Linked DNA regions of Homo sapiens: regions 1, 3 and 4 are each linked to region 2. The links are chromatin loops, found by intact Hi-C in ENCODE. Cell type or tissue: endothelial cell of umbilical vein. All regions are shown on one strand. Links, peaks and the distances in the headings refer to the core of each region. The heading gives the core; the rest is flanking DNA. Region 1 holds the start of SLC35D3 (solute carrier family 35 member D3). Region 2 holds the start of MAP3K5 (mitogen-activated protein kinase kinase kinase 5). Region 3 overlaps MAP3K5 (mitogen-activated protein kinase kinase kinase 5). Region 4 overlaps MAP3K5 (mitogen-activated protein kinase kinase kinase 5).

Region 1 (7,417 bases), core at 743-5,742, 130 kb before region 2:
CCAGGCTGTAGAGCAATGGCGCGATCTCGGCTCACTGCAACCTCCACCTCCCAGGTTCAAGTGATTCTCCTGCCTCAGCCTCCCGAGTAGCTGGGACTACAGGCGCGTGCCACCATGCCCTGTTTGTTTGTTTTTGAGACGGGGTCTCGCTCTGTTGCCCAGGCTGTAGTGTAGTGACACAATCAGAACTCACTGCAGCCTTGACTTCCCCGGCTCAGGTGATCATCCTACCACAGCCTCCTGAGTAGCTGGGACTACAGGTGCACACCAAAATTCTTGGCTAATTTTTGGTATTTTTTGCAGAGATGGGGTTTTGCTACGTTGCTCAGGCTTGCTTGAACTCCTGAGCTCAAGTCATTTGCTTGCCTTGGCCTCCCAAAGTGCTGGGTTACAGGCATGAGCCATTGCACCACACCATTAACAGCTTCCTTCACTGGAAGATGCATTTCTGTTTTTGTTGTTATTTCAAACCAAACAGCTTTGTTAATTTAGGAAGTTTCCAATGGTGCGGCCCCTACACTCGGATACTATGACCACACATTGGAGGCAAACACAAACAACTATACAGCAACAATAGAACATGTGTCTAAAATAAATTTCTAACAATGTATCCTTTAATAGTTAGACTCATACTTTATTTTGACAAATTTAAGATAGAAAAATATCATAATGTGAATATAGCAGTTGCTCTTTTTGTAACATGGTTTGGGATGTGCAGTGAAACTTGAAAGGACTTGCTTTACAGGTGGTCCCTCTTCTGGCTGGGTTTCAGTTAATTCTGAATTATATTCCAGCCATTGCATTTGCTTGAAAGAATATTGGACACAGTAAAAAAAAGAACAGGTTTGGCATTCAATAATAAATATTATAAAGCAATGAACCAAAACAACTTTTAAAATAATTACTGAAAGCAAACTTCAGACTTCATGATTAAAGCTAAGAACTCATATTTTCAAAATAGCTTTAACAGTTTCTATCAATATATAATACAATAATAGGACACTTATTTTTAAAAAACAAGTGAGTAGAATCAGAGTAAATATGATATTTCAGATGACTATAAACAGTAAACATCAATTCAATATATTTATATATCATTTCAGCAATATACTCTTTGCCCAGCTGGCGATAAAAACTGTAGTTCTATCATCAAAAAATGCATCCCTGAATGTCATCTTTGAACTTACTAAGTGCTGTCATCATTTCTACACTCCATCTTTGGAGGGGGTGGCTTAGGGACTCTTGGTACATGCAGATATTTAGTTATGGTTATAATGACAAAAAGTAAATGTGCCAGGAGTCTGAAGCAGAAACGTTGCCTTACTTTGTTAAGTAGCTTCACATTCTTTTGTCTCTGTGATGCCTCAGGTGAAGTCACACTAAATAATTCACACAGGTGCTAATTTTGTTGCTCTGTGTCAGTACCTTTCAGCTTCTTTCTTTTCTTCCCTTCCCCACTCCTCAAAGAATAAAACGGGGAGGCCTCTCATTAAAACACGTCATTTCTAACATATAAAATAAGTGTATGCACATAGGTACGTACATGCACCTCCTTCTCAAGGACTGGGTAACTCCTCGTTTTCTATCAAATAATCCTTCTTCATATACCTGGTTCCCCTAACCAACCTCCATACCTCGAGGTAAGCATCTTTTAACGACCTCCTGCTCCCTTCTTCAGAGCTCCCAGCCACCAGCGGGACTCCTCGGGGGCTGCCCCTGACCTCTTGCCTGCTCTCCTGAGCGGGGCCACCTGCTGCCTCCCCACCTTCTGACCGGCCATTTCCTCCCTCCCCGGGCAGCTCCTCCATCACGAACGGCAGCTGGTCTCCACTTAGCTGCGCCTCCTCTCCCCGAGGCTGGGCCTCCAGGTCCTCGTAGTTGCTTTGCTTTCTGGTCTCCATGAACTTGGCCACACAGTAAATGATAGAGCCCAGGGTGTTCACCACCACGCCGGCAATGAACAGAGAGGTGGGCTCCACGTCGCTGAAGGCCACCATGCCCACCGTGATGGTGGCGATGCTCTTCACCACACCCACGAAGCTGGTGGTCACGGCCGAATTGATGTAGGTGCAGTGCAGCGTGGTGAAGTTCATGGCGCAGCCGATCAGGATGCAGGCCACGAAGATGCAGACCATGGCCGGGTCCTTCCAGCCCGGGAAGGTCCAGGCGTGGATGGAGTCGGTGCTGGCGAAGGAGCAGATGACCAGCAGCGGGGTGGCAGAGACGGCGATGACGTACTGCGCGGTGAGCGGCCCGTGCTCGGTGTCTGCGCTGGCCTTCTGGATGAGCACCAGGTAGGCAGCGTGCACCAGCACCGCCAGCACTCCCGTGACGTACCCGATGGGGTCGCCCGTCAGGTCGCCGGCTCCTGCGGCGCACGAGGAGGACGGCCGAGCCCGGGCGGGAAGGAAAAAGAGAGAAGACAGCAGGTTGGCGTGGGCGGGGACCCACGGGGAAAACGCGTCGGGTAGGAAAGGAGACTGGGTTCGCGCCCCAGCTCTGCCCACCGGATTCCTGAGTGACAGACGCCCGCCGTCCCTCGGCCACCCGTGTCAAATGCGACAGCCAAACTCAGTGCTCAGAGCGCCTTCCCGCCATATCCCCGGGTCACTCCATCTTCCTCTGTCCAAGACAAAGGCCCCGGAGAGCGCAGATGCCCTCGGGGCAGGTGCTGTGGCTTCCCCGAGCTGGCACCGAGGTCACTTGGGCGCGTGGTACCTGCACCCCGGAGCCCCTGCCCCGTGGGGCACCAAAGGGAGAGGGAGCCCCAGCCAGTGGCCTGCAACCCGGAGCGGGCCAGGCGCGGGGGAGAACGCCTGTTCTGGCCCCCAGTGAAGCTTCCCCCTGCCCAGGCTCTCGTCTCGCTCAGCACCTGGGTCGTCTGCCCCAGGGCCGCAGCCCCCTGCGCAGCACGAGACACCCCGCAGTAGCCCCGGGAACCCTCAGCTTCGCCCCCATCCCCCACCTCCATTCCAGCCCCTCGTGACCCAAGGAAGTTCACGGCCCCCTCCTTCCGGCTTGGTCCAGGCTTGGAGGACTCCAGCTCCCAGGCTCAGGCGGCCCTCCCACCTCTCCCGGAGAATGGGGTGACAGGGGAAGACCAGGAGAGGGGGCGACAGGAAGGGCGATGCCGGGTGAAGCATGGGCGAGGGTCGGAAGCCAGGACATTAGGGGGCAGGGGGACTTGGTGGGGCGCTGGGGAGCTCTCTGGGTCTCGGAAGTCCCTTTTGCGAGCTGAGCGACCACTCTCAAAGCTCTCCGGCTCTCTCTGCCTCAGTCTCCCCATCTGGAAGTGAGGTCGTTGAACTCAGTGATCCCCGCGGTCTCTGCCCGACGGAGCGGGGTGGGTGGGGTCGGCTGGGGGTCGGCGCGGGGGCCCGCTCACCTGCCAGGGCGGCGCCGCAGGTGGTGATGAGCACCGCCGCCAGCACCCCTGGCGAGGGCGCGCCGTTCTTGAGCACCAGGACGCCGATGAGCATGGTGACCAGGGGCAGGCAGCGCTTGAAGACCACGTACATGGGCAGGCTGAGGCCGCGCAGGGACCAGAGCGTGAGGCTGGACTGCAGCGTGGAGAGCACCGCGACCCCCGCGAAGGAGCGCGCCAGGCTCAGACCGAAGGGGGGCACGGCGATGAGCCCGAGGCGCCGCAGCAGCTCCAGGCTCAGCGCCGCGGTGGAGCTGGTCAGGCACTGCACCAGGGTCAGGAAGGAGAACTGGTAGCGGCTGATGAGGAACTTGAGCAAGATGTTGAGGGAGCCCGAGAAGACCCCGTGCGCGATGGCCACCGAGATGCCCAGCACGCGGCCCCGGCACAGCTGCCGCATCGCGCCGGCCTCGCCGCACCCAGCGGTGGCGGAGCTCCGCGACCTGCGCGCGAGGAGCCGGGAGCAGCGGAGTGAGGGCGGCGGGGGCGCCCGCCCAGCGCGGCGGCGAAGGGCAGGGGGCGCCGGCTCGGCTGCAGAGGGCAGCTCCGGCCAGGCGTTCTTGCGGTTAGGCAGCTCTGCGTCCGACTGCCCCGCAGCTCCGGGGAGGCAGTGACGAGGGCGGGGGACTCCGAAAAGTGGCAGAGGTGGCGGGGGGGCCGGTCTGAGAGGAGTGGCGGGAATCCTAGCGACAGCTATTTGTAAGTGGGTGATGAGCCGCGGTGGGTTGTGTCCCGCGCGGTTTCACCGTCAGGGAAGACGCTCTGCGGAGGGAAGCGGGCGGCTGGGCGCCCCGGGGCGGCTGCCGCAGGGCGGGACGGGGGCTCTTGGGGCGCGGCGCCCCTCTCCCCCCACAGAGCCAGCGGCTCTCGCTTGCCCCTTCCTCCTGGCCGAGGGGCTTGGGTTGGAGGGATCGGGACACAGCTAAAGATTTTAGAAACAGCGCATCAGGATCGAGCGCCGTTTATTGGTCGCAACAAGTGACGGCGCCCCCAGCCCCCTCGCCCCGGCGCTGCAGCGGCTTTTTCCACCCACTGTCCCTCCCGGTGCAGCGGCGGGACCTCGTCCAGCTGCCCGCCAGGGAAGCGAAAACCGTCGGTGCCGGCGGGCCCCCGAAGCTCCCGATCCCGGCGACGACGCCCGGGCATCGGAGGAGGAACCCGCGGCCCGGGGCGCTGTCCAGGGGGTGCCTCGGAGCCCGGAAGCTGGCTCCTTCCGGTGCCAGGCCACGCGCACCGCTCTCCGCACGCCTTCCAGAGAGGGTCCCGGGATTATGCGCGCGGCTCCGGGGAAGCTTTCAGGGGGTTCAGTGGTCTCGCCCAGCAGCGGGGCCTGGTGGCGGGGACACATTCGAACTGAGGCAAAGATGAAAATAAGCAAACGCGCAGAAACGAAGTCACTAACACGAGTAGCCACCACCAGGAACCGAGGAGCTCGGGGGCGACGCTTCCCGAAGCGTGGGAGGGGAGGCTGGCTGCGCTCGCAGAATGGGAGAGTAGAGGGGGAGGGGGCGGGAACCCGGGGCCCCTCACCCTGCAGGGAGACTCCGCGTGGCGTTCTCCGGATCCCAGGGAACTGATCCCAGGGAACCCTCACCCTGCGGGACCGTCGTGGGTTGCTTTCGGAAGCAGGACAACCGGCAGGCGGAGGGCGGGGAGAGTCACCACCTCCCTGGGCCAGGGTTCACACCTTTGCACCACAGGACTTGTGAACTGTGTGTTTCCTATATGACTAAGAGAAAAAGGGAATTCTAATTTTGGAGAGGGAGTAAGGCTTCGGTAACTCTTTGTTCTGAATTCAGTTCCCTGGAAAGTAACTCGCGCGGACCTGTAGTTAAATCAGCAGCAGCCAAGGGTTTCGCTCAGCCGAGGTAACCGTTAAGCGCCAGACAGTTTGGTTTTCAGGCGATTTGAAATTTGTGGCCTTGGCCAGGGTTTGGCTATAAGGGAAAGGTTCGAGATCGCTGCGCTCCAGCACCCCTTTCGTTCACCACCAGCAGTTTATTTCTCTTAGCCCCGGGAATCGTAACCTCCTAACCTTTTAGCGCTGCATCACGTTGCCTTAATAGACAGGATCCATTTCTCTCGTGGTTCTTCTGTTTTCTGCCTCTTACTTCCACCTCTGTGCTGAACGCGACACTTCAGCCAAAGTGCTGAAGTCGTGATTTACCGCAACAGAGGAAGAAAAAAAAATTACAGCAGGGATCAGCAGCATCACAGCAGCCCTTCATTTGGGCCAGCATTTGGGGCTCTGGATGCTCACTTTGGTGAGCTCTAGAGAGCTCGGGGTCAACCAGTCCACCAGCTTATGTGCCCGGTGCCTAGGAGGGCCACGTCCCTGCTCCCGACAGGTGGGCACTCAAAAAAAGTTTGTGAATGGCCCAGGGTGCCAACTTTCCAGGAATAGCTGGAAAGCATTATACTGAAACACGTGCTTCCGGTTCTCTGGGGAGCCCTTGGTTTTTGTTGCTAAAACTTGTGGTTACACACTATTGGCTGTTTAAGTGACTCTGTTTTTGTAGAGTTAATGTTATTTAGGAAATAATGAAGTCTGAAGCACCAGTTCAAATTATGTGTATGTGTGTGGTATAGTCAAAATATATTGATTCAAAACTCTGAAAATTAACTTTTTACAGATATCAGCAAATAACAGATTTCTGCTTCTAGAGACTATCCCAATAAAAGCATGGCTGCTTTAAGCCATCCTAAGTGCATATTATTAATATAAAGAAGTGGCTGCACAAACCTACTTTTGGAATGATTCATTTCTGCCCGCAATTATAATTGCATCCATTTGTGATACTAACATTAGGTAAAAGATTTGGGGCTGATTCAGCTATCTTACTCTTCTCATTTATGCAAGACAATTTAGCTTAATATTTGAAACCTACAGAGGCATAAAACCGCACATTTTCTCCACTTTGTTGCATGCAATTCTTTTGGAAAGAAAAAAACCTTAACCCCCATCTCCCACAAAACCAGATACTAGATGAGCTCCTTTTAAAAATTGTGAAAAATTAAGAATACCATGTTTAGCGAGGTTAAATGATCTAGATGAATAAAAATGTAGATCTAAAGGTTAAATAGCTATTTGACCTATTGGTATCAGGGTACCAAGGGTCTAGACTCAAGCACATCACCTTTGGAGCTACTTAATAAATATTAATGACATTAAATAAATCCTTTAGTTTATCCATTCATTCAACAAACATATAGTACAAGTATTTTGTGCTAAGTATTCTGTTAGCCACAGAGGACTTAAAGATGAACACAGCGCCTTCATCCTTAGCAACAGTGGGATTGTGTGGCAGAAAAGGGGGGAGCGCCAGGAGGGCAAGTACATCAGCTTGACAGCAGTAGCAGACAAAGCTTCCTGGAGAAGGAATTACAGTGTCTTTGAAAACTTACTTCATTATTTCTAATTATAAAAGTAACACAGGCTCATTGTGGTACATAAAAGAAAAACAAATTTATAATTAAGTAAACGCGCTCTCTTCAGTGTTCACCATCCCCAACCTTACTACACAGAGCTTGCTGTGTTCAGTGTGGAAACTTTCAGTCTTTTTTGTATGTATGTTTATACACACGCAAACTCCTCCTTTAAAAAAATAACAAAACTAGGATATCATATATATTTGTCTATAATTTCCTACTTTAAAAAGCGTATTATGGTAATTAGCCTTCTAGATAGTCTCCAGTGATACCCGCTTCCTGGTATTCACACCCTTATGTTAACTCCTCCCACGCTGTACCAGGGTTGGTCTGTGTAGCTAACAGAACCTGGCAGAAGTGATGACGGTCACTCCTGACTTTAGGTTATACTGAGACTTCCATCTTGTATGTCCTTTTTTCTCTTGTATCATTGAGTCTGGGGAAGCCGAATGCCACATTGTAGGGACATTCTGCCTATGGAAAATCCCATGTGGTTGAGTAATTGAGGCCTGATAACCATGTGAATAGCTGTGATGTCATGAGAAAACCTGAGCTCAAACAACT
Region 2 (7,417 bases), core at 1,660-6,659:
CCGCCTTGGCCTTCCAAAGTCCTGGGATTACAGGCATGAGCCACTGCGCCTCATCCCCTGAAGACAAGATTCTATACCTAGACTCCACCAAATGGCTCCTAGAATTGATAAACAATGTCGGTATAGTTTCAGGATACAAAATCAATGTATAAAAATCAGTAGCATTTTCATATACCAATAACGTTCAAGCTGAGAGACAAGTCAAGAACACAGTTCCATTTATAATAGCCACACACACACACACACACACGCACACAATCTAGGAATACATCCAATCAAGGAAGTGAAAGATCCCTACAAGGAGAATTACAAAACACTGTTGAAGGAAATCATAGATGACACAAACAAACAGAAAAATATTCCACGCTGATGGATTGGAAGAATCAATCTTGTTTAAATGGCCACACTGTCCAAAGCAATCTACAGATTCAATGGTATTCCTAAGAAACTACCAACATCATTTTCCACAGAATTAGAAAAACTATTCTACAATTCATATGGAACCAAAAAGGAGCCTGTAGAACAGCAGGAAAAAATAAAATAAAATAAAATAAAACCCCAAAAGAGCCTGAATAGCTAAAGCCAAAGCCAGAGGCATCATATTACCTAACTTCAAACTGTACTATAAGGCAACAGTAACCCAAACAGCACGGTACTGGTACAAAAACAGACACTCAGACTGATGGAACGGAGTAGAGAACTCAGAAATAAAGCCGTACACCTACCGCCATCTGATCTTCAACAAAGTCGATAAAAATAAGCAATGGGGAAGGACTCCCTGTTCAATAAGTGGTGCTGGCTAGCCTTATGCAGAATAAAACTGGACCCCTACCCATCACCATATACAAAAATTCACTCAAGATGGGTTAAAGATTTAAATGTAAGACCTCAAACCCTAGGAATCATAGAAGAAAACCTAGGAAATACCATTCTAGACATCGGCCTTGGGAAAGAATTTATGACTAAGTCCTGAAAAGCAATTTGCAGCAAAACGAAAAACTGACAGACGGGACCTAATCTAAACAGCTTCTGCACAACCAAAGAAACTATGAACAGAGTGTGGTGTTACGATATATATTGGTTTTCATCTGTGGTTTCTGGCTTGTAACTCCCATAACCCTCGTTATAGTCTTCTGTTATGTTGAGTGTGTTAGGCCTCAGAGGCAGGCCTCTAATTTTTTCCTGCTCTCCTTTTACCTGCTAACAACCCCCCACCTTTCTGACTGTGGGTCTTAAGACCTTCCCAGGAGAGGGTCCCATTGGATACACATGGACATAAAGATGGTAACAACAGACACTGCGGACGGGAGGGAAGGAGGGAGCAAGGGTTGAAAAACCAACTGTTGGGTGCTCTTTCTACTACCTGAGTGACAAGAACAATCGTACCCTAAACTTGAGCATCATGCAATATATCCATGTAACCTGCACATGTACCCCCGAATCTAAAATAAAACTTGAAATTACTTTAAAAAAAGCACTATTTTGCACAGCTCAGTGATTTTTAGGAATTCATGTGTGCCTTCACAGTGGGAGTGACTGTGCTCCTCCCAGAGTATTTTCTTCATGTACTTCTTCAAATACCTCCTACACTTCAGAAACTTCTCCAGATTTTCTTTATACCCTTCAACCAAAACAACATGCTGCAACAGCATGAATGTAGAAGCAGAAATGAGAATCCACTGTCATCTATTAAGCCAGACATTAAAAAGATTTGTGAAAATGCACAACGGTGTCACCATTCTTTTTGTTTTGTTTTGCAAAATACCGTTATTTTTCATTAAAAAAATTCACTTCAGCCTTTCAGCTGCCTAATTCAGATCCACAAAAATCCCACAGCCAAAGGGAACCCTGACTGTAGACTCACCCTCTGGATTCCTGTCCTTTCTTCCAGAATCTTGCCAGCTAGTTCCTCATTATCTCATAACCCTATGCTATGGAACATAAATTACCTAAACCGTGCCTTTTAGGTAGAGGGAGAATCTCTGGACCAGCTAGAAGCAGAATTTCAACATTGTATTGGGGTTTGGGTGCCTAACATAAAAAACATATTTAAAGTTAATAAATCAAAAAAGCCAGCAAAGTAAAACAAAAAATAAAAATTGTGTATGAAAATGGCTCTGAAAGGATCTGGAAGGAAAGCACAAAGTGAGAGGGTATAAAAAGTTACAGCTTTGGAAAATAGCTTGATATATAATTTCAGATTTTGTATTTCTACAGTAAAATGCTACTTGAGCATTTAGGCGTTTTAGTTTTCCACACATGAACCTCATCGATTTCCAGAGTTTGTGGTTCTTGGTGAGGATAGCGGGGAGGATTATCTTACTCCTACAAGGTTTTGGAGGTTTGACAAGTTGTTGAAAATATTAAAAGGCACATAACTATTACTAGCTCAGCAACATTTTGTTTCAGTATAATCACTGATTCACTACCTATTTTACTATTGATATTAATTCCAAAAGCTAGTGTGGGTCACATAGATTCCATTTTACATGAAGAATATAAAGTTTCCTTACTAGAAATTTACTTCTATTATTTTATACACCTTTAGAAAAATCTAATGTCACATTGATTCATTGATACAGTTGTGTAGCGGCTAGGTGTTTTTCCTCATGACTATTTCCTTCCTTCCTTTAATTATTATTTTTTTTTAAGATGGGGGTCTCACTATGTTGTCCAGGCTGATCTTGAACTCTTGGGCTCAAGCAATCCTCCCACCTTGGAGAAAATTAAAGAACTCTTTCCTTTAATTCTTTTTCTTTTTCTTTTTTTAGATGGAGTCTCGCTCTGTCGCCCAGTCTAGAGTGCAGTGTCGCCATCTCGGCTCACTGCAACCTCCACCTCCCGGGTTCAAACGATTCTCCTGTCTCAGCCTCTCGAGTAGCTGGGATTACAGGCGGCTGCCACCACGTCCAGCTAATTTTTGTATTTTTAGTAGAGACGGGGGTTTCACCATGTTGGCCAGGCTGGTCTTGAACTCCTGACCTCAAGTGATCTGCCCGCCTCGGCCTCCCAAAGTGTTGGGATTACAGGCGTGAGCCACTGCGCCCAGACTTTCCTTTAATTCTTTACTATTCAGCTATTTTATCCTTCCTTCTTACCCAGTTTGAAATGTAATTCATGGCTGGGCTGGGTGGTTCACGCCTGTAATCCCAGCACTTTGGGAGGCCGACGCGGGCATATCACCTGAGGTCAGGAGTTAGAGACCAGCCTGGCCAACATGGTGAACCCCACACCCCTCCCCCTCCCGTCTCTACTAAAAATACAAAATTAGCCTGGTGTGGTGGCGCATGCCTGTAATCCCAGCTATTCGAAAGGCTGAGGCAGGGGAATCGCTTGAACCCGGGAGGCAGAGGTCGCAGGGAGTCGAAATCGCGCCATTGCACTCCAGCCCGGGCAAGAAGAGCGAAACTCCGTCTCAAAAAAAAAAAAAAGTAATTTACATTTTCTTCTGCCTTTTTCACAGGACTCACTAGTCTCAGTTCCTGGAGATGGGAAGTACAAAACCTGTTTCTTTACTCAGTTGTAACTTGCACTGGCTTTCCTAACAATTACAGCATTCTGGGGTTCTCTGGGAACTTACACATCTGTTCTTTGCTCCCCAAATAAGCAGGTACTTTTTTTGATTGCTCTTAAACAATCTGGGTATTTCCCTCCCGGCCTCGCGTGATGCAGTTTAAAAAATAGAATAGGTCACGTTATTCCCCTGTTTCATCTTGTTGATAATTTGTGGAGTCGGGTAGAGACTCCATCTTCTATCTTAAGTATCTGGCGCTTGTGGGGGAATTAAGATCCTAAATGAGAATACTAAGTCCTTCGGCAGTTGGCACTAATCAATTACTCATTACTGATAACGGAATGAGCCACTGGAAATTTTAAAAGGAAAAGTACATGGGAGAACCTGATCAATTTAGCCAGCCACTTCTGGAGTGCCACAGTCACTAATGAAGCAACCTCCAGTGCAGGCCCTGGCTCCAGGGCGCTATGTACAACCTCCTGCCTCGCGCAACGTGGGTCTCCCGGAGCCTATCCTGCCAGCGCCGCGCACGGTCCCAGTCCACCAGGCCGCCAAGGCCCGGAGGGGGGCGCCCTAGTCGCGGGGAACACTGGAAATGCTTCAGGGGCGGACTCCGAAGACCGAGTATTGCCTCGAGGGACTTTCTGCGCCACCCCGTAATCGCTTGCGCTCCAGGTCTTCGTAGGTGGGGGCCGGGTGGGTGAAGACTGGGACCCTATGCCACGCGCAGCACTCAGAGGAGGGCTGGGGTCCCAGGGCCGCAGCGCGGTCAGTTCAGTCCGGGCTCGAGCTTCCTAGCAGCGCCCTCCTTGGGGGCTGGCCCTGACCCTCGGTGCCGCTACGAGTGGGTGGCCAGAAGCTGGTGGTGGAGAGGGAGAGCGTCTGCAAGGAACGACGAGGCTGGCGCCGGGACCACGCGGCGGAGGCGATCGAAAGAGAAACGAGGCCAGGCAAGGAGGAGGAAATCCACCCGATGAAGGCGAGCTGCCGCCTAAGAGGGAGGAGGGTCCTTTCGGCTGCCGCTGCTGCTGTTCCGGGACGCCGCCTGGGGAGCCAGCCCGCTCGTAAGGTGCGCGCCAGGTAGCTCCGCACCCAGGGGGCGCCCTTCCTGGCCCCTCCCAGAGCGGCCGGGACGGAAGGAGCTGCGCGGCGCGGCGCGGCGCGGCGCGGCGGGTGGCGAGGGCGGGCTGCACCCCGAGCGCGGCGCCCTTGAGCTGCACCGCGGCGCAGGTTTGCGAGCCGACTTGTCAGCCGGCCAAGAAAAGGAAGCTCCGTCCCTTCCCGCTCACCCGGCTTCCCCACCCCTTGTACTCTAAACTCTGCAGAGGGCGAGCGGCGCGGCCACGGAGGCGCCGAGGAGGAGCGAGCCGCCGCCGGGCAGCGGCGTGCCCTCGGGGGAGAGGGCGCCGGAGAGGAGGCGGCGGCGCGGCGGCGAGGGCGCGGCGCGCGATGGCAGCTGCTTAGCCCGGCGGGCGCGGAGCAGCCCCGAGCTGTGGCTGGCCAGGCGGTGCGGCTGGGCGGGGGACGCCGCCGCCGTTGCTGCCCGGCCCGGAGAGATGAGCACGGAGGCGGACGAGGGCATCACTTTCTCTGTGCCACCCTTCGCCCCCTCGGGCTTCTGCACCATCCCCGAGGGCGGCATCTGCAGGAGGGGAGGAGCGGCGGCGGTGGGCGAGGGCGAGGAGCACCAGCTGCCACCGCCGCCGCCGGGCAGCTTCTGGAACGTGGAGAGCGCCGCTGCCCCTGGCATCGGTTGTCCGGCGGCCACCTCCTCGAGCAGTGCCACCCGAGGCCGGGGCAGCTCTGTTGGCGGGGGCAGCCGACGGACCACGGTGGCATATGTGATCAACGAAGCGAGCCAAGGGCAACTGGTGGTGGCCGAGAGCGAGGCCCTGCAGAGCTTGCGGGAGGCGTGCGAGACAGTGGGCGCCACCCTGGAAACCCTGCATTTTGGGAAACTCGACTTTGGAGAAACCACCGTGCTGGACCGCTTTTACAATGCAGGTGCGTGTGTGACCCCTTTCCCATCCCGCGCGGTCGGGACCCGCGTTTAATCTGGCGGTCTTCGGGGCATTTCATTTTTCTGGGCGGGAAGCATTTACTTCTTGCCCCACTTTGGGGGCAGCGAGCGCCGCTGCGTGACTGCTCCTGTCGCTCGCCGCTCCGGAGAGAGCGTGTGTGCTTGTGCAAGAGTCTGTGTGTACTTGTGCGATAGACCTATGGATCCACCCACCGCCCAGCGCTGGAGCCCTGGGTCCATGCGATCGACTTGAACTGTTCTCCAGCAGTGTGAGATATTTGCCCCAGTCAGTCTTTCTCCTTTCAGTGTCTCGGTTTCGCTTCTGTGAGGTTTGGTCCCTGTTTTCTTTCTGCATATACCTGTGACCGTTTTAGATGAGGTTCTCCTTTTCTCTGTGTAGTTTTGAGAGTACGGGAACGATGACATACCATGCACGCAGAGTGTAACTATATTAATTTGCATGCCATGTGATGATCTTCCCAACTCACCTTACCTTCGATAAGTTTTAGTAGCTTGAATTTCCTCTCACCAACCCAGACTTTGAAGTAATTACAGTGCTTCCAAAGGCAATAACATTACAACTTACACTGAACTTGTGTGTTATCTTTGTAAGGATTTTGGTGAAAGAACCAGGGCCTGTTTTTTATTACCCCATAAACCATGGTGGGCTAGAAAGTTTGTAATTTAACATTGTCTAAAACACCTGTATGCTATCCTAATAATAAGATTAGTTTCGCCATTAAAGTGATTGCTAGCATAATCCATGAAAGAAATGTATCTTTCAACCTATCTCAAATTTCAGAAAATGTTAAGGCAGTTCTAGTAACTGAAGCACTTAGCTGTTAGCAAATGTTAGGAATAATACCATATTATGGAAATTAACCTTTAGTCCCCTGTACGTCCAGTGTTGAGAATATATACATATTTATGTTTACATTTGTGGGTAAAAACTTGGTTTAGTAGTTTCAAAACAATACACTTCTTGCATTTGTGATCACATAAAAGGCTTTATTTTCCAATCTTGTTTTCAATTCTGATTCTCTTTAGTGTCTTCCAAACACCTGAAGTGGGCTTATGTCAGTTTTGGAATTCAGCCAAAGCTGAATATTTTGAGAACAACAAGACCTTCATGTTAAGGAAGCCAGACTAAATAAACTAGGACTTTCTCGTTCTGGTATTTTTAAAATAGTTTTGGTCTTCATAACTGAGCATGGCTATAATATAGCTTGATTCTTTGGGTAGCTTGCTATAAAAGTTACATCAACATAACTTTTCTAAAAATTGTAGCACTCTTATTTTTGGATTATAATTTGGAAGAAACTTCAAAGAACTAAAAGATATGAGAGGAAAATACCCAACTGAACACTTGAGCCTATTTTTATTGCACTGATTGGGCGTTTTTTTCCTAGGGCTCTAGAAAAAAAATGTTAAACTCTAAGCTAATTTGAAAGAAACTTTCCTAACAAGGCTTGGTTTCTGTTATTCTCCAAATACTGTCTCTGGGAAAGGGAGAGAGAATGATTAGAAGGGAGCTGAAGTTTGAGTGTATTTCATTGAATCCTCCAAACAAGCCTGTGAAGGAAGTACTTACCTTCTTAGGTGAGAAAACCCAGGGATCCCTAACTGGCCCTAGGATTCATAGGGAGTAAGTGGCCAATGCAGGATTCCACTTCAGGTGGCTGACCCTAAAAGGTTGTGCTTGGGCCAGGCGTGGTGGCTCACGCCTGTAATCCCAGCACTTTCGGAGGCCAAGGCGGGTGGATCACCTGAGGTCAGGAGTTCCAGGCCAGCCTCCTGGCCAACATGGTGAAACCCTGTCTCTACTAAAATGACAAAAATTAGCCAGGCATGGTGGTGCACACCTGTAGTCCTAGCTACTCAGG
Region 3 (7,417 bases), core at 796-5,795, 150 kb after region 2:
GGTTGGGCAGGATGACATAAAACTCTAGAGTGCTATGTAAGCTAGGAAGAAGAATTTTAAACATGTGTCGGTAGGAAACAGGATGTCACTGACGTTTCTGAAAATCTGAGAGCTGGCAGGAAGGCAGAACAGAATGTGAATTATGAACCCAGGGTCAGCATCAAAGTGCATAGGTGTGAAGGTTGATGTTAGCTCTTGCATGCTTCGTGGCCTAGGCATGCGCTTCAACTCCTCATGCTTTAGTTGCCATGTATGTAAAATGAGAATAACAGTACCTCATAGAATTGTTGTGAAGATTAAGTGAGAGGATGAATGGAAATCATTTAGCACAGTGCTAAGTGGCTTGGAACAAGTGCTCCATAATGGTTGCTAGTGTAGCTATAAGACTGATCTGGTCTTGACATTTGATTTCTGAAGTCTGAGGCTCTGGAGGGTCACAGAGAAGACTGTTAGAGGAACTAGCTAGATATGAGGCAGGTAGAGATCCTAGAGTGGAATAATACAATTGTGACTGCAAAGGGACAGATGATTTGATTTGGAAAGAAAAGTATACAACTTAATCACAAATTAGGAAGAAGGATTAAAAAGAGGGAGTAAGTGTAAGGTGACTCAAGTTTTGATTGCATTGATAAAGGTGGTAGGATTTTTAGAAGGAAAACCTGAGTTGTAGAGGAATCATGAGGAATTTCATTTTGGACGTGTTTAGTTGAAACTAATGGCAAGACTCCAAGTGGAATCATCCAGTGGCAAAATTGGGAATAATCAATATAACTGTCTATATACATGTTAGTGATATTGCTTTAAAGTGCAGTGCAATATTTATATTGTTTTGCATGTATGCAAGTATACACATACATGTTCTCACAAGCTGAGATACACTAATCATCCAGTGGAAACTACAAAAACTAAGAACAGTTAGGAGACATGAACATTATGGAGACGAGAGCAGGACTGGAGGAGGAGATTTTCAAAGGCTTGATTGAAAAGAGCAAGGTTATCCAAGGACACTTGGAAACAGAGTGAGGCTAGAGGAATTAGCGATTAGCAAGGCCTAGAGAATGAGTAGAGAGCCAGAAGAATTTGGAAGACAGAAAAAGAACAGAAAGTAAGCCAGAGATTTTTGGAAAATGAGTACTATTTCCAGCAATTTGTTATTGTTTTCTCCTTCCTGGAGGTTCTTTGCTCAGTAAAGTGAGCCTCGTTTTCATTCTCTTATGTTTTGTGACAATCATAGAGACAATTTTTATATTATGCTAAGAAATATTAGGATATATATTAGGATATAAACAAGTGCATTAAATAGGGTTACAAATTTAAGTTATGTACTGTCCATTTTCCATTTTCACCATCTTTTGATCAGGAGGAATTTTATTTATGTTGTCCTTATTTCCTATAACTTTTAGTGCTAAAAAATTCTCCTTGTTCAAAAATTGAAGCTTTCTTGTATCAGTTTCCATTCTGAATTTATGTCAATTTCTTTGCAAACCCTGATTCTATCCATAGTGTATTCATTATCACTACCATTTTCTCAATTTTTTAAAATAAAAGTGGTAAAATTGGAAGGAGGACAAGCAATAAAAACAAAAAAACTTTATTATTACCATGTTACTTTAAAACAACTATAAATAACAGAGAAGCAACCAGTTTAATAGGTCTTATGTTAAACTAAAAATGGGTTGTTTTTATCACAGAATGTTTAAAAATTTTTCCTAAAATTAGAATAGAGAATGTAGCTTTTCATTTATCATGTTTATTTCTTTAGTCACTCCTCTCACTATTTTTATTCTAACATATGGAATAAATAGCTCTGTGAGCTAGTATATACTTTATACTGCAACTTTCAAAACTTGAAGCACATTATATACCAATTCCCAAGGACTCTTAGAGAGAGCTACTCTACATTCAGGGGTAAAATTAATTGAAATCCCGATCTTTTAACAGTTCTCTATTTGTTGAATGAATGGTTGCTGCTGAAAAGTAAGTTAGTCCTTGAAGAAAGTCTGCATGTGTACAATGAAAGAAAAACTTAAGATTGAGGAAGAGAGAAGTTATTTGCAGGGCGTTTTAAATGGTTATTTAGAATTTCCCCCCCTTTTGGGGGTTGAAGTTTGGGCACCCTTGGCCTACCTCACGGATTATCAAGCAAAGGCAGGGGCCTAGTGGAGGACTAAGTGCTGACTCTCCTCCCTCACTTCAGCTCCAGCCAGTGGCCACTCACAGAAGGCCCAGGAAATTTATGAGGGAAACATGCTTACCCCTGATTCTAGATTAAGATGATTTGATGCTGTCATCCACCAAGGATGCTTTCTGCTACAAACTCCCTGCCAAAAGCAGCTTAAATAAAGAAATGGTATTTCATATTACAAGAAATTACAGGCCGAGCATGGTGACTCACACCTGTAATCCCAGCAATTTGGGAGGCCAGAGCAGGAGGATTGCTTGAGGCCAGGAGTTCAAGACCAGCCTGAGCAATGTAGCAAGACCCCCGTCTCTACAAAAAAATTTAAAAAAATTAACCAGGTTTGGTGATATGTGCCTGTAGTCCCAGCTGCTTGGGAGGCTGAGGCGGGAGGATTGCTTGAGCCTAGGAGATCCAGGCTGTAGTGAGCTATGATTACCCCACTACACTCCAGCCTGGATGGAAAAAAATAAATTTTGAGGTGGGGTGATTCTGAGGGTAGTTTCAGCATCAGGATTCTGAATTCTGGCTTCTCTGCGTACTCTTGGTGTTAGTCTCATGTTCTTAAGTAGCTAGCTATTCCAAGAAGCACCTCACACAGGCGGCATCCCGGGGAGGAGGGCCAAGCCCTCTCCTTTATACCATAAGTTGTATCACATGACCATGCTTACACCCATCCCCAGCAAGGCAAATGGACTTACCGTGGCCAATTTAGACTAATCAGTTTCACCATTCATAAACATTGCCACCTGAACCTGGGCAAAATTTATTTTTTTGTCAGCAGAGGAGAAGGATGGAATGACAGTTGCTGAGGGAGCTGACAGTGCCTACTACAGTATAACTCCTGCCACCTTCAGTCAATACAGTATTAACTTCCAGCTCCTATTCTAGCCCTAACTGGGGCCTGGGATCTGAGGCTAACCCGTTCCTAGAAAATGGTGCTTGTGCTGATTAAATTAGGTTGAGTGTTGGTTTGAGGCCTGTTGGGGCTAATTATAGCTAGCGCTGCGTTTGGCCTTGCTGTTTTCCCTGATTCCCAGACAGATCCCAGGAGCCTTTAAACTACCTGTTGGCTTTACAGCTCATCAGCGCCTCCTTGTGGTGTGTCCTACAGGTAGGTGGGGAGGGAGGCCTCCTTCCACCTTCCATCTCAGGGCTTGGGCTTTATTTACATCACTGAAATGGAACGTTCCCTGGCAGCACTGGCAACCTTTCAGGAACCAAGCATTCTGGAAATGCTCCCCTCCTTTCCTACAAAACCAGTCCACAATTTTTACTTAGCTGTTCCCAGAAAAGGACTGATAGAAGATGGGTTTTACCAGTGCTGTCTTGTTAGTATTTGCCAGTTGCTGTGTTCAGGGGTGGGTTTGCATACTGCCTCAGCTCTGCACTTGCCTCCCACCTCCTGCTCCTGGACATGGTCTTGGAAAGCAGCTCAGCTGCAGGCTCTGAGGATAAGGCTGCATTGTATGCAAGTAGTGTACAGGTAACAGCTGCAGCTCCTGGGTCATATATATATATATATATTTAGAAGTTCACCTGAGGCCAACAGGATTTAGAAGCAACTTTCCAAATTACCAGCTGAGGCTGCAGTCTGCTATTTTAATTTCACTCCCTCTGTACTCTGGTTAAGACAGCCACCACATACCTTTTTATGGTATCTTCCCTCCTGGACTTCATGCAACAAAATTTGCTCTGCGTTCATTCAGATCACATCCCCATGACCTGACTGACATGCACTGAAACTAGCTTTTTAGTAAATTCACATCTGACTTGAGAGGATCTATTTTTACTTTAAGTTGCATGGACCTAGCAAAGAATTATGGGCTGTAGATATAAATTGTCGCTTTTGAGTTGCTTTAGCCAAAAGGAGGGTTCTAGGCCACCTCAGAGCCACAAGGCTTTGTCACCCATTTTATTAGCCCAGGCAAGACCTCAGCCTCCTGGCAGTGGGTGGGTAAGAACTCCTTTTCATGGTTGTTTTAACTTTACAGAATTGAATGTCAGTGTCAGTTTATTGCCGTACTGTACTTGCTCAACTTAGACACATGGATAAACTACTTTGTTTCTGTAAAAATATTTATGCTATTTTATACTGTTGACATATTTTTAAAGGGATTATGATCCATTTTGTTATTTATTTTAGGGACATATGAATTTGATAATAATTTTATCTTAGCTTTAGTGATAAACTCAAGAAATAAATTCCCACATTTTTCTTTACCTTGGCTCTGCAAATCACCCATGTTTATAGTATGACAATCAAATTTTTGATGTTCATACTTTATTAGCATATGGAATTTTGCATAAATTAGGTAGCAATACCTTGTAGTTATGATGGGCACTGTACACATGTGTGTTCACATACATTCTTGTTCTACTAGTTTCTAAAGAAATAGAACCGCCTATTTAGTTGGAAATCTTAACTAAAGATAATTCAGAAATAGTTATCTTTAAAACCTTGCCGAGATGTTATTCAAATTAATGTTTATCTTTCTCGGAAAAGAAGTATTTCTCAACTGTAATAATAGAATTACCTTGATCATTGACTTTTTTTACTTAAAAATTAACACACAACAGTTATTACTAGATATCAAGTTTTAGAATTTAATGAGACTAATTCTCCTAGGCTCTTTTGGAAGCTGTTTTATTGAAGTACAGGAATTATTAAGTAGAGTAATCATTACCCTTGGGACTTGAGAATGAATTGTGCTTTCCATCCAGATAATTCTTTCATGAAAAATAGTGTACCAGGAAAAATGGCTGTGTATATCACTTTAAAAATAATTAAACAAAATTATTGTTGTTATGTTATTTTCCATTTGGATGACTCAGTATATTTTCTTGTTGTTGTTCTAGAAAGGTATACATGAGTGGAATTTTAGTGCCTCTTCTGTCAGGGGAGTGAGGTAAGTTTCCTTGGTACATTTTGTTAACTTATAAGACATTTTTCTCCACTATTCATGGGCTGGATAGAACTTCTAATCATGATTTTAAAATACAAGGAATGTCAAGAATCATTCAATTGGTGGAAATGCCCAGCCTTCTTCAGTGTCACTATCTCCTTTAGGAAGAGATTTGCAACAAAATGTTCACTGCTGGTTGAACTGATTCTGTGCTCCTGACCTACTTAAAATGTAACTGTGGGGTCAATGTGAACTATGGACCAGAATCAAAATGTAGATTACACTCAGCCATGTGGAGGTCCTCTTTAGCTGAGCTGTTGGTTTATGTAATAGGATGATTTCTGTCCTTTTGGTATACAAGGAACTCAGCTCCCTTTGTGTGGATACAAAGCACACATGCCGTCTACTACACTGTGTCCTGCCACTAATTTTATTTTATTTTATTTTATTTTATTTTATTTTATTTTATTTTATTTTATTTTATTTTATTTTTATTTTATTTTATTTATTTTATTTTATTTTATTTTATTTTGTGAGACAGAGTTTTGCTGTTTTCGCCCAGGCTGGAGTGCAGTGGCATGATCTCAGTTCACTGCAACCTCCGCCTCCCAGGTCCAAAATGTTCTCCTGCCTCAGCCTCCCAAGTAGCTGGGATTACGGGCGCATGTCACCATGCCCAGCTAATTTTTGTAATTTTAGTAGAGACAGGGTTTCACCGTGTTGGCCGGGCTGGTCTGAAACTCCTGACCTCAGTGATCCGCCCGTGTAGGGCTTCCAAAATGCTGGGATTACAGGTGTGAGCCACTCCGCCCGGCCCCTGTCACTAACACTAATGACTTCAGATGATAAGGAGTCCATTAAAAAAAAAAAAAACCTTCTGTAAGGTCACTTTCCTGCATTGATCTTGAGATTACAGTGGTGAACTTCAGTTTGGTTCAGTTCTGACTGCTGTCACAATGCCAGTAGCTTAGAAAATGCCATTTCTTGGGATTTAGAAATAATATATATATATTTTTTTAAGAATCAAGAGTCAGTGGTTAAGTCTTTAAATAATTGTTCTATTGAAGCTCATGCTAAATCAACTCTTGCAGATTTCAAACCAAATTAGATGTGCTAACTACTGTTTACCCCCACGTCATAGCAATGAGAGACAACAGATTTTTGCAGCCTGGTTATGCAATATCCTGTTGCTTTTGGAATAATAATAATTGGTTTTATTAGAGCATAAATTGGTAGAGCGGTCTGAGTCACTAATAATTGGAGTTCTCCTGGTAAAGCTACCTGTTACCTCATGAATGATCTGAACAGAAACAAGCAAGATGATGGACTGACTCATTATATATCTTTCAGTCGATACTTTCTCAAATAAAACTGTACTCTTAATATTTAATTTTTAAAGCCAGTCATTAGCAAGGCACTCACTATTTATTGCTGCATTTTTAAGCAATCCACTTAAGAAAGTATGGTAAATGTAAATTTCACTTTATCATATCTGTTTTCCAATGAATAAATTTTCTTTAATTAGGTATGGTAGCCCTATGTAACAGTTGTTGTGATTTATGACTTATACATAGGCTGCTACTATCTATCTTACTATTGCTGGCTTATATGCTGAGAAACTTGAGTTGTAGTCTGTGACTTCAAAGAGAGCTCATTCTTCCTGGCCTCCTCCTCCACAAAGAAGAGATGACAAACTATGGAAGAAAATCCAACTAGGTCAGCAGCTTGCCTTGCGTCACCTCAGAACTTGCACAGCTCGAGTTAGTGGGCATTAACTGAGCATGAGCTGTGTGTCAAATGTTGAGTCCTGTTCTGCCAAAGATACAAAAATGACTAAGACATCAACTCCTCTCTTGAGGAATTCACAGCCCAGCAGGGAGAGGAACAGACATTTAACAACTCATGACAATACAGTGTGAGAAGAGCAATGAAAGAAGTATACTCAGAGGACACAGGTGTAAGAGGAAGTCTTTCTGTTTAGGGCAGAAGTAGGGCAGGGAGAGAAGGTGAGGTCTAAGCTGGGCCTTAAATCGTGAATAGAGTTTCTTTTAAAAGTAAAAAACGACATGCATTCCAAATGGAAGGACCAGCAGGCACAAAGGCACAAAATAAGGATTGACAAACTGTGCCCCCTGGACTACATCTGGTCCTTCACCTGTCCTGTAAATAAAGTTTTATTGGAACACAGCCATGTTCATTCATTTATGCATCCTCTTAGGCAGCTGTCATGCTTCAGCAGCAGAATTACATAGTGTGGCCTGAAAAACCTAAAGTATTTTACTATCTGGCCTGTTACAGAAAATGGTTGCCAATCCCTGGCATAAAACAGCAT
Region 4 (7,417 bases), core at 1,476-6,475, 210 kb after region 2:
GTATTAACTCACATAATCACAAGGTCCCACAATAGGCTGTCTGCAGGCTGAGGAGCATGGAGAGCCAGTCTGAGTTCCAAAACTGAAGAACTTGGAATCTAATATTTGAGGGCAGGAAGCATCTAGCACAAGAGAAAGATGTAGGCTGGGAAGCTAGGTCACTCTCTCTTTTCACATTTTTCTGCCTGCTTATATTCTAGCCACACTGGCAGCTGATTAAATTTTGACCACCCAGATTAAGGGTGGGTCTGCCTTTCCCAGCCCACAGACTCAAATGTTAATCTCCTTTGGCAACACCCTCACAGACACACCCAGGATCAATACTTTGTATCCTTCGATCCAATCAAGTAGACACTCAGTATTAACCATCACAACCTGGTACTAGGAGTGCAGGAAATGCATACCGTTAAATCTATGCTGATGCTGAGTCAGGCTCACCAGATACTAGCCAAGATGCTTGTTTTTGAAGGCACATGAGTGAGTTAACATGGAGAGACTGGAGTCAGAACAGAAATAAATGATGACGTAAGTAGATGAAATAGTCTGAACAGAAAACATTTCCCAGAGTAGAGCATGTTCCTTTGCAGGACAGTAGCACACACATCAAAAAACCAGAAGCAACATGTTTTTCTGTTGTAAAAACAAAGTTAATGTCGAAAAAAAAGTTTGCCATTTGAAGTTTGCTATTGGCAAACATGTTGCAACTGAGTTTTTACTAAGAGAAGCTTCCAATTTCTGCATAACTCACATTTTTCTTCTTGAACATGTTTTCATGATGTTATGATTTTGCCTGTGAATCTTTACCTTGGGTGCAGTTTAGTTTGTGGTAAGGAAAAAACCAACAAAGTTTATAATGGTTCCCATTGTGATTTTAAAGTATTCGTTTAATGACAGCTTTCAAGCTTTTCAATATAATCTTATCTCATGAAAACATAAACATGAGACCAAGCTTCCAAATGAAAATATATTAAGAGAAAGAACTCGATGGTGCATTTCTTTTTTATTTTAATAGACTCCTAGAAATTATAATTTTCACAGCCCAGTGGAGGAATTTTAATTTTAATGGTACAGTAAGAAAATGTACAATATAAAATAAAAATGATATAATAGTTTCTTAAAGTTTCTTATATTTTCTTAAAGTTAAATGGGAACAAATAACATCCTACTGTGCTTCCTTAAAGAAGCAGTGTGGGCTGGGCATGGTGGCTCATGCCTATAGTCCCAGCACTTTGGGATTACAGCACTCAGGAGGCTGAGGCAGGTGGATCACTTGAGGTCACGAGTTCAAGACCAGCCTGGCCAACATGGCGAAACCTCAGCTCTACTAAAAATACAAAAGTTAGCTGGGCATGACAGGTGCCTGTAATCCCAGCTACTTGGGAAGCTGAGGTAGGAGAATCACTTGAAGTTGGGAGGCAGAGGTTGTTGTGAGCTGAAATGGAGCCACTGCACTCCAGCCTGGGTGACAAAGCAAGACTTTGTCAAAAAATAAATAAATAAATAAATAAATAAATAAATAAATAAATAAAGAAAAGAAAAGAAAGGAAGCAATATGCCTTGCTCAAAGGAGAAAAGTTCCATCTGAGGTTGGGGAAAGTGGCTCACATCTATAATCCCAGCACTTTGGGAGGCGGAGGTGGGAGGATCACTTGAGCCCAGGAATTTGAGACCAGCCTGGGCAACTTAGCAAAACCCAGTCTCTACAAAAAGTTTTAAAAAAAATTATCTGGGTGTGGTGGCACATGCCTATAGTCCCTAGCTACTCAGGAGGCTGAGGTGGGAAGAGAGCTAGAACCCAGGAGTTAGGGGCTGCAGTGAGCTATGATTGTGCCACTGCACTCCAGCCTGGGTGACAAAGAGAGGCCCTGTCTCTTAAAAAAAAACAAAAAAAAAAAAACAAAAAGAAAAAATCATTTTGAGAAAGAGCATTTGTTTGAACATTGTAATATATTTTAGTGTAATAAAATAGTCCATCGGTCCGTTCTTAGAAGCAATTGCTTCATTGATGGGTAAGGGGTAGTTTCAAAAATGAAGTTTGAGATCAGCCCCTCTTGGTTGCAAGGAACTGACACACCGTTAGGACAACTGAAGTACCAAGGACATGTTATAGGTAGACACGCATAGCAATAAGGGAAGTAGACTCTTAAGGAATTCCAATCATAGTGCCTAGCCGAGTCTCACAGACACTGAAAACAGAATATGAGCCTGAGGAACTTCAAGTCCCCGGAGTTTGCACATCTTTTCTCTGGCTTGGTTGCTGTTGACCTGCTTGGTGTGCATTTCTGTTCTTGTCCACTTCTCCTCTCCCTCCCTGATATGGTTTGGCTGTGTCCCCACTCAAATCTCATCTTGAATTGTAACTCCCACAATTCCCATGTGTCGTGGGAGGAACCTGGTGGGAGGTGATTGAATTATGGGGGCAGGTCTTTCCTGTGCTGTTCTTGTGATAATGAATGAGTCTCACAAGATTTGATGCTTTCAAAAAATGGGAGTTTGCCTGCACAAGCTCTCTCTTTTTGCCTGCTGCCATCCAAGTAAGATGTGACTTGCTCCTCCTTGCCTTCTGCCGTGATTGTGAGGCTTCCCCAGCCACGTGGAACTGTAAGTCCAATTAAACCTCTTTCTTTTGTAAATTGCCCAGTCTCGGGTATGTGTTTTCAGCAGTGTGAAAACGAACTAATACACTCCCTATTGTCTTTCTCAATTCCATTGCTTCTGCTATGGTTGGACATATTCATGACCCTATTTTATAGCTTCTCTTTCCGGGCAGACTTTCAGGTTGAGATCCTATGGCTTATTGCTCAAATCTCTTTTTAGTTCCCAATTAAAATTTCTGAAAGAATCTTATGGCCTTAGTCTTTTTGGGCAAAGCTTTGTTATCTGACTATATCATGGCTACTGACCAGCGTGTGGGGCAGGTACCTTTTCTCTCTGATTATTTCTTGGTGTTGGTAGGAGGATTGAAGAGGTGCCATATAGTTCAAAATATGGTCTTTCCTTTGGAGACATTTGGAAGTCCAGTTCTTCTCAGAAAGGGCTGTGGGAAGTATGGTGGCTCATGCCTGGAATCCCAGCACTTTGGGAAGTAGTGATGGGAGGCTCGCTTGAGCCCAGGAGTTCGAGACCAGCCTGGGCAATATAGTGAGACCTTGTCTCTACCAAAAGAAAAAAAAATGTGGGGGCAGGGGGTATGGAGATAGGATTACCATGGCAGGTATATCCAGCATATGTTGATGTAAGGATTGTTGATTTTTATTCACAGGGGGCTGAAGAACCGAAACTAAAATGGGAACACATCACAACCCTCATTGCAAGCCTCAGAGAATTTGTGAGATCCACTGACCGAAAAATCATAGCCACCACACTGTCAAAGCTGAAACTGGAGCTGGACTTCGACAGCCATGGCATTAGCCAAGTCCAGGTGGTACTCTTTGGTTTTCAAGATGCTGTAAGTATGATATTTTGCCAGTGTTTTCCCACACACTAAAATTAGTTAGAAAAATAAGATAAAACATAAGTTCTGTTATTTTTCTTTTAAAATTCCAGTGAACTCTATTCTTTTTGGATGAAAAATGTGAGATATTCGCCTCTCAGTGTGCTTCTAAGTATCTGATTTGTTGTTTTGTGTGTTTGCATTCCCCAAATTAAAAAACACATAAAACCAAATCACCATGGAAAATAACAAAATATTTCCCATGGCTGAACTTCGTTCTTATGAAATTATGTTGGGTCATTGTTTATTTTGACAACTTTAGCAACGTAACACACTTTAGTCATACATTTTCTAATGCTATATGAGAAATGCCATCTAGTGGCCATTGAGAAAAATTTAATAGTACAGATTGAAATGGTCACTGCTGAATAAAACCAGTTAATTTTTTTCCAGTTTTTCTCTAGTTTTCATATAGAACATTTTTAACATGTTTGTTTCATAAATACCTACTCTGTTCTAGCCAGAAGTATACTTTCAGAGTACAGAGCATCACTGATTAAAAATTAAAGCACATGATCTAATGAGAGATTGCTGAGAAGTCTTCTCTCCAAAATTGAGTTGCTATGCAACACAAACTAAAGCCAGTCTTCTGTACTGCATTCAGAACCCTCTGTGTTATTCTTGGGTGAGACTTATCTGTGGAACTCAGTGCCAAAAAAGCCTCAAGCCACCTCCAGGAGACCCTTAACAAGATGTGGGAGACTGAAATAAGAGGGTTCTTGATGGTGCTTGTGGTATAAATATGGAAGTATAATTTTATTTAAATTCCAAAATTAATTCAGCCCTAATGTGTGTATTGCTTCTTTGTAGAAAGTGTGTTGACAATTTTATTTGCAACATCAAATGATCCCCAATTTAAAGCCAAATTAGAATCCTTCAATAACTACTAGCATTCTCTGAGACACTGTGTAAGCCACTTGGTCTTTATGCTATATTGTGGGCAGGGACAAGAGTCCTGAGTTGATTGAGGGCATAAGAAATTAAAGCAACTGGCAAAGCCTATCACTAATATTAAATGCTAAAAGCATGCTTATGCTGCAACTAGGGAAACCCAACTGCCTGCAAGTAGAGTGAAATAATTTAGCTAATTTGCACTTGCCCACACATTTGGCCTCTAGCCTAGAGGTTGGAAAGCAAGTTTGCTGTAGAATTCAGACTGAGAGCTATTGGGTTGTACTCCTGGGCCTTGGGCCAGGTCAGACACACACACACACACACACACACACACACACACACACACACACACGTATACACACACGTGTACACATACACGCCTGCTCTTGCTCATTCACTGTCCAGGATGAGAATGAACCCAAAGTATGGGCCCTATGATGTAATTTGCTATGTAATAAAGAGCTGAGAGGAGCAGGTTATGGTTATAACAGATCCCTCTTCCACCTAATAAGAATGTAAATTTTTTTTTTTTTGAGATGGAGTCTCCCTCTGTTGGCTAGGCTGGAGTGCAGTGGCATGATCTCAGGTCACTGCAACCTCTGCCTCCCGGGTTCAAGCAATTCTTGTGCCTCAGCCTCCCGAGTAGCTGGAACTACAGGTGCCTGCCACCATGCCCAGCTAATTTTTGTATTTTTAGTAGAGATTGGGTTTTGCCATGTTGGCTAGGCTGGTCTTGAACTCCTGGCCTCAGGTGATCCGCCCGCATCGGACTCCCAAAGTGCTGGGATTACAGGGCGTGAGCCACCATGTCCAGCCAGTATGTAAATTTTTTAAAGAAATGAAGGTACCAGGACAAACTCAGCCTGGATGGATTTTCTAGAACAAGTGGGAACCTAGCAAGGGTTCATTTCCTGTGCAACTAGTACGATGAAGTCCTCAAACTGACTCTCTTCCAAACTAGGGGAGTTTGATGAAGATGGACCAAGGACAGGCATGAGCAACTGGAGCTCCAGCTCTTGACATGGGTTTGTGGCTGGGTCACCATCTCCCCAGCTGCAGTAGGGATGGTGATTAAATTTTTGGAATTTAAATAAAATTATACTTCCATAATCATACTATAGATACTCAGAGGTATCTAACCAGAGCCCTGTTGGGGAAATAGCCTCTTTTTTTAGAGGTCTGTGTAAGCCAGCAGGTAGTAGAGTTAACCCAAAATCTAAGTGAGCTTGTCATAGTCTTATGCTAAAAGCTTGTTTTTACAAAGGTAATGCACATGATAAATACATACAATGGAATATAATTCAAGCTTAAAAAGGAAAGAAATCCTGACACATGCTACAACATGAATGAAGCTTAGAGATGTTATGCCAAGTGAAACAAACCATTCACATAAGGCCAAATACTGTAATTCCACTTATGTGAAGGTACCTACAGTAGTAAAATTTATGAGAGACAGAAATTAAAATGCTTGTTTTCAGGGACTGTGGGGAGGGAGAAATGGGAACTTACTGTTTAATGAGTATAGAGTTTTAGTTTTGCAAGATAAAGAGTTCTGTGGATGGATGGCGGTGATGGTAGTACAATAATGTGAATGTACTTAATGCCACTGAACCATACACTTAAAAATGGCTAAGATGGCCAGGCACGGTGGCTCATGTCTGCAATGCCAGCACTTTGGGAGGCTGAGGCGGGAGGATTGCTTGAGCCCCGGAGGCACAGGTTGCAGTGAGCCATGATCCCGCCACTGCACTCCACCCTGGGTGACAGAGCAAGACCGTGTCTCCAAAACAAATGAAATAATAATAATAATAAGAAGAAGTAATTGAAAATAATGAACAGTAAGAACAGCCTTTATTTTTATTTAAAGTCTCTTAGACCCTGTCTTCCTCCTTCACCCCCTCCCTCCATCCATTCTGCAGACATTATAAAAGCTAAAAACTGCACATTCTGAGTCCCAAAGAAGCAACATTCTCATTTGAACCAGACTGCCTTTCACTTAAATAACTTATTTGCTTACATGGGGCTCACTAAACTTTGATTTGAAGTAGCAATTTTTACTTTGTTTTCCAATGACATAAAGAATTACAAAGAATTCAAGTTGAAGAAACTTTTTAGTTGTTTTGTAAATGGAACTTCATACAAGTGCTTCGATCATCTAGGCTATTTGCAATTAAAAATTAAAGTAGGCTAAATGTCACTCTCTCTCCAGGTCAATAAAGTTCTTCGGAATCATAACATCAAGCCGCACTGGATGTTTGCCTTAGACAGTATCATTCGGAAGGCGGTACAGACAGCCATTACCATCCTGGTTCCAGGTCAGAGATATTTAATTACTCTGCACATATTTAGTGCTTGGATATTTTAGATTACTGTTCATCTGTTATTTCTGATATCACCTTAGTACTTTAAAAACCATAATACCCTTTTTTAAAGAAATATTTTCAACATCACCAAATAGTACATATAGTCTGGATAATGGTACACCAAGCAAAATATTTACTAAGAATGAGGAAGACTTGCTTCCCCTGTCTTTAAGGAATGTGTTTAGATGTGAAGAGAAAAAGTATACAGGTGACTCAGATAAATACGCATTTCAAAATATAGATATCTGGACCACAAAACACATTCCTACATCTTTTACCCAGTGGTTCCCAAATCTTCCAATGTATTGAGCAATTTAAGGAGGTATTGCATAGCTCGTTGCATTGAGCAATTTAATTGTCTTTAAAATTACAGCTTTCAAAGCCCCATCTGAAGCCAAATAAGAATCTGCCAGGAATAAAGCCCAGGAATCTGATTTTTTTTTAAAGACTAGTCTTTTAGAGCAGTTTAAGATTCACAGCAAAATTGAGTGGAAGATACAGAGATTTTGCACATACCCCTTAGCCTAACACATGCATAGCCTCCTCCATTATCAAGGTCCCCCACAGAGTGGTATATTGGTTACAATCAGTGAATCTACATTGACACGTTATCATCACCAAGAGTCCATAGTTCACATTAGGGTTCAGTCTTGGTGTTGTACATTCT

Evidence for each region. A loop is a pair of places that touch in the nucleus more often than their neighbours do. Peaks named below come from ENCODE experiments on the same cell type or tissue, not always from the same donor. Only the 100,000 strongest peaks of a DNase experiment are listed, where the experiment ranks them.
Region 1: a loop joins it to region 2, with 2.3 times the contacts of the local background. A loop is called at or near these places in 4 of 110 quality-filtered maps.
Region 3: a loop joins it to region 2, with 14 times the contacts of the local background. A loop is called at or near these places in 108 of 110 quality-filtered maps.
Region 4: it touches region 2 in a loop (12-fold over the local background); 66 of 110 quality-filtered maps call a loop at or near these places.

The regions. Positions count from the first base shown.
Region 1 is chr6:136,918,836-136,926,252 of GRCh38, reverse strand. SLC35D3 (solute carrier family 35 member D3) reads right to left here and starts at 3,952. Exons shown (of 2, transcript NM_001008783.3): 1 at 3,386-3,952; 2 at 593-2,368. The coding sequence starts at 3,824. The coding sequence ends at 1,557. RefSeq lists an enhancer at 4,424-4,930. In endothelial cell of umbilical vein, for the core only: no CTCF peak of the experiment used is centred there; no DNase peak of the experiment used is centred there; H3K4me3 peaks cover 1,803 bases; H3K27me3 peaks cover 3,120 bases.
Region 2 is chr6:136,789,811-136,797,227 of GRCh38, reverse strand. It overlaps MAP3K5 (mitogen-activated protein kinase kinase kinase 5), which reads left to right and starts at 4,751. Exons shown (of 30, transcript NM_005923.4): 1 at 4,751-5,518. The coding sequence starts at 5,071. RefSeq lists enhancers at 3,671-3,750, 4,121-4,180, 4,291-4,520, 5,311-5,380, 5,486-6,001 and a silencer at 4,541-5,180. In endothelial cell of umbilical vein, for the core only: CTCF peaks have their summits at 4,045 (motif pointing right) and 4,634; DNase peaks (open chromatin) are centred at 4,087, 4,387, 4,677, 5,897 and 1 weaker place; H3K4me3 peaks cover 2,318 bases; H3K27ac peaks cover 1,362 bases.
Region 3 is chr6:136,640,191-136,647,607 of GRCh38, reverse strand. It overlaps MAP3K5 (mitogen-activated protein kinase kinase kinase 5), which reads left to right. Exons shown (of 30, transcript NM_005923.4): 12 at 5,039-5,088. All of the region lies in intron 2 of MAP3K5-AS1 (MAP3K5 antisense RNA 1), which reads right to left. Among named protein-coding and RNA genes, the nearest start is that of MAP3K5-AS1, 15 kb to the right of the region's middle. In endothelial cell of umbilical vein, for the core only: a CTCF peak has its summit at 3,281 (motif pointing left); a DNase peak (open chromatin) is centred at 3,257.
Region 4 is chr6:136,579,586-136,587,002 of GRCh38, reverse strand. It overlaps MAP3K5 (mitogen-activated protein kinase kinase kinase 5), which reads left to right. Exons shown (of 30, transcript NM_005923.4): 24 at 3,263-3,448; 25 at 6,597-6,702. Among named protein-coding and RNA genes, the nearest start is that of MAP7-AS1, 31 kb to the right of the region's middle. In endothelial cell of umbilical vein, for the core only: a CTCF peak has its summit at 3,799 (motif pointing left); a DNase peak (open chromatin) is centred at 3,722; H3K27ac peaks cover 690 bases.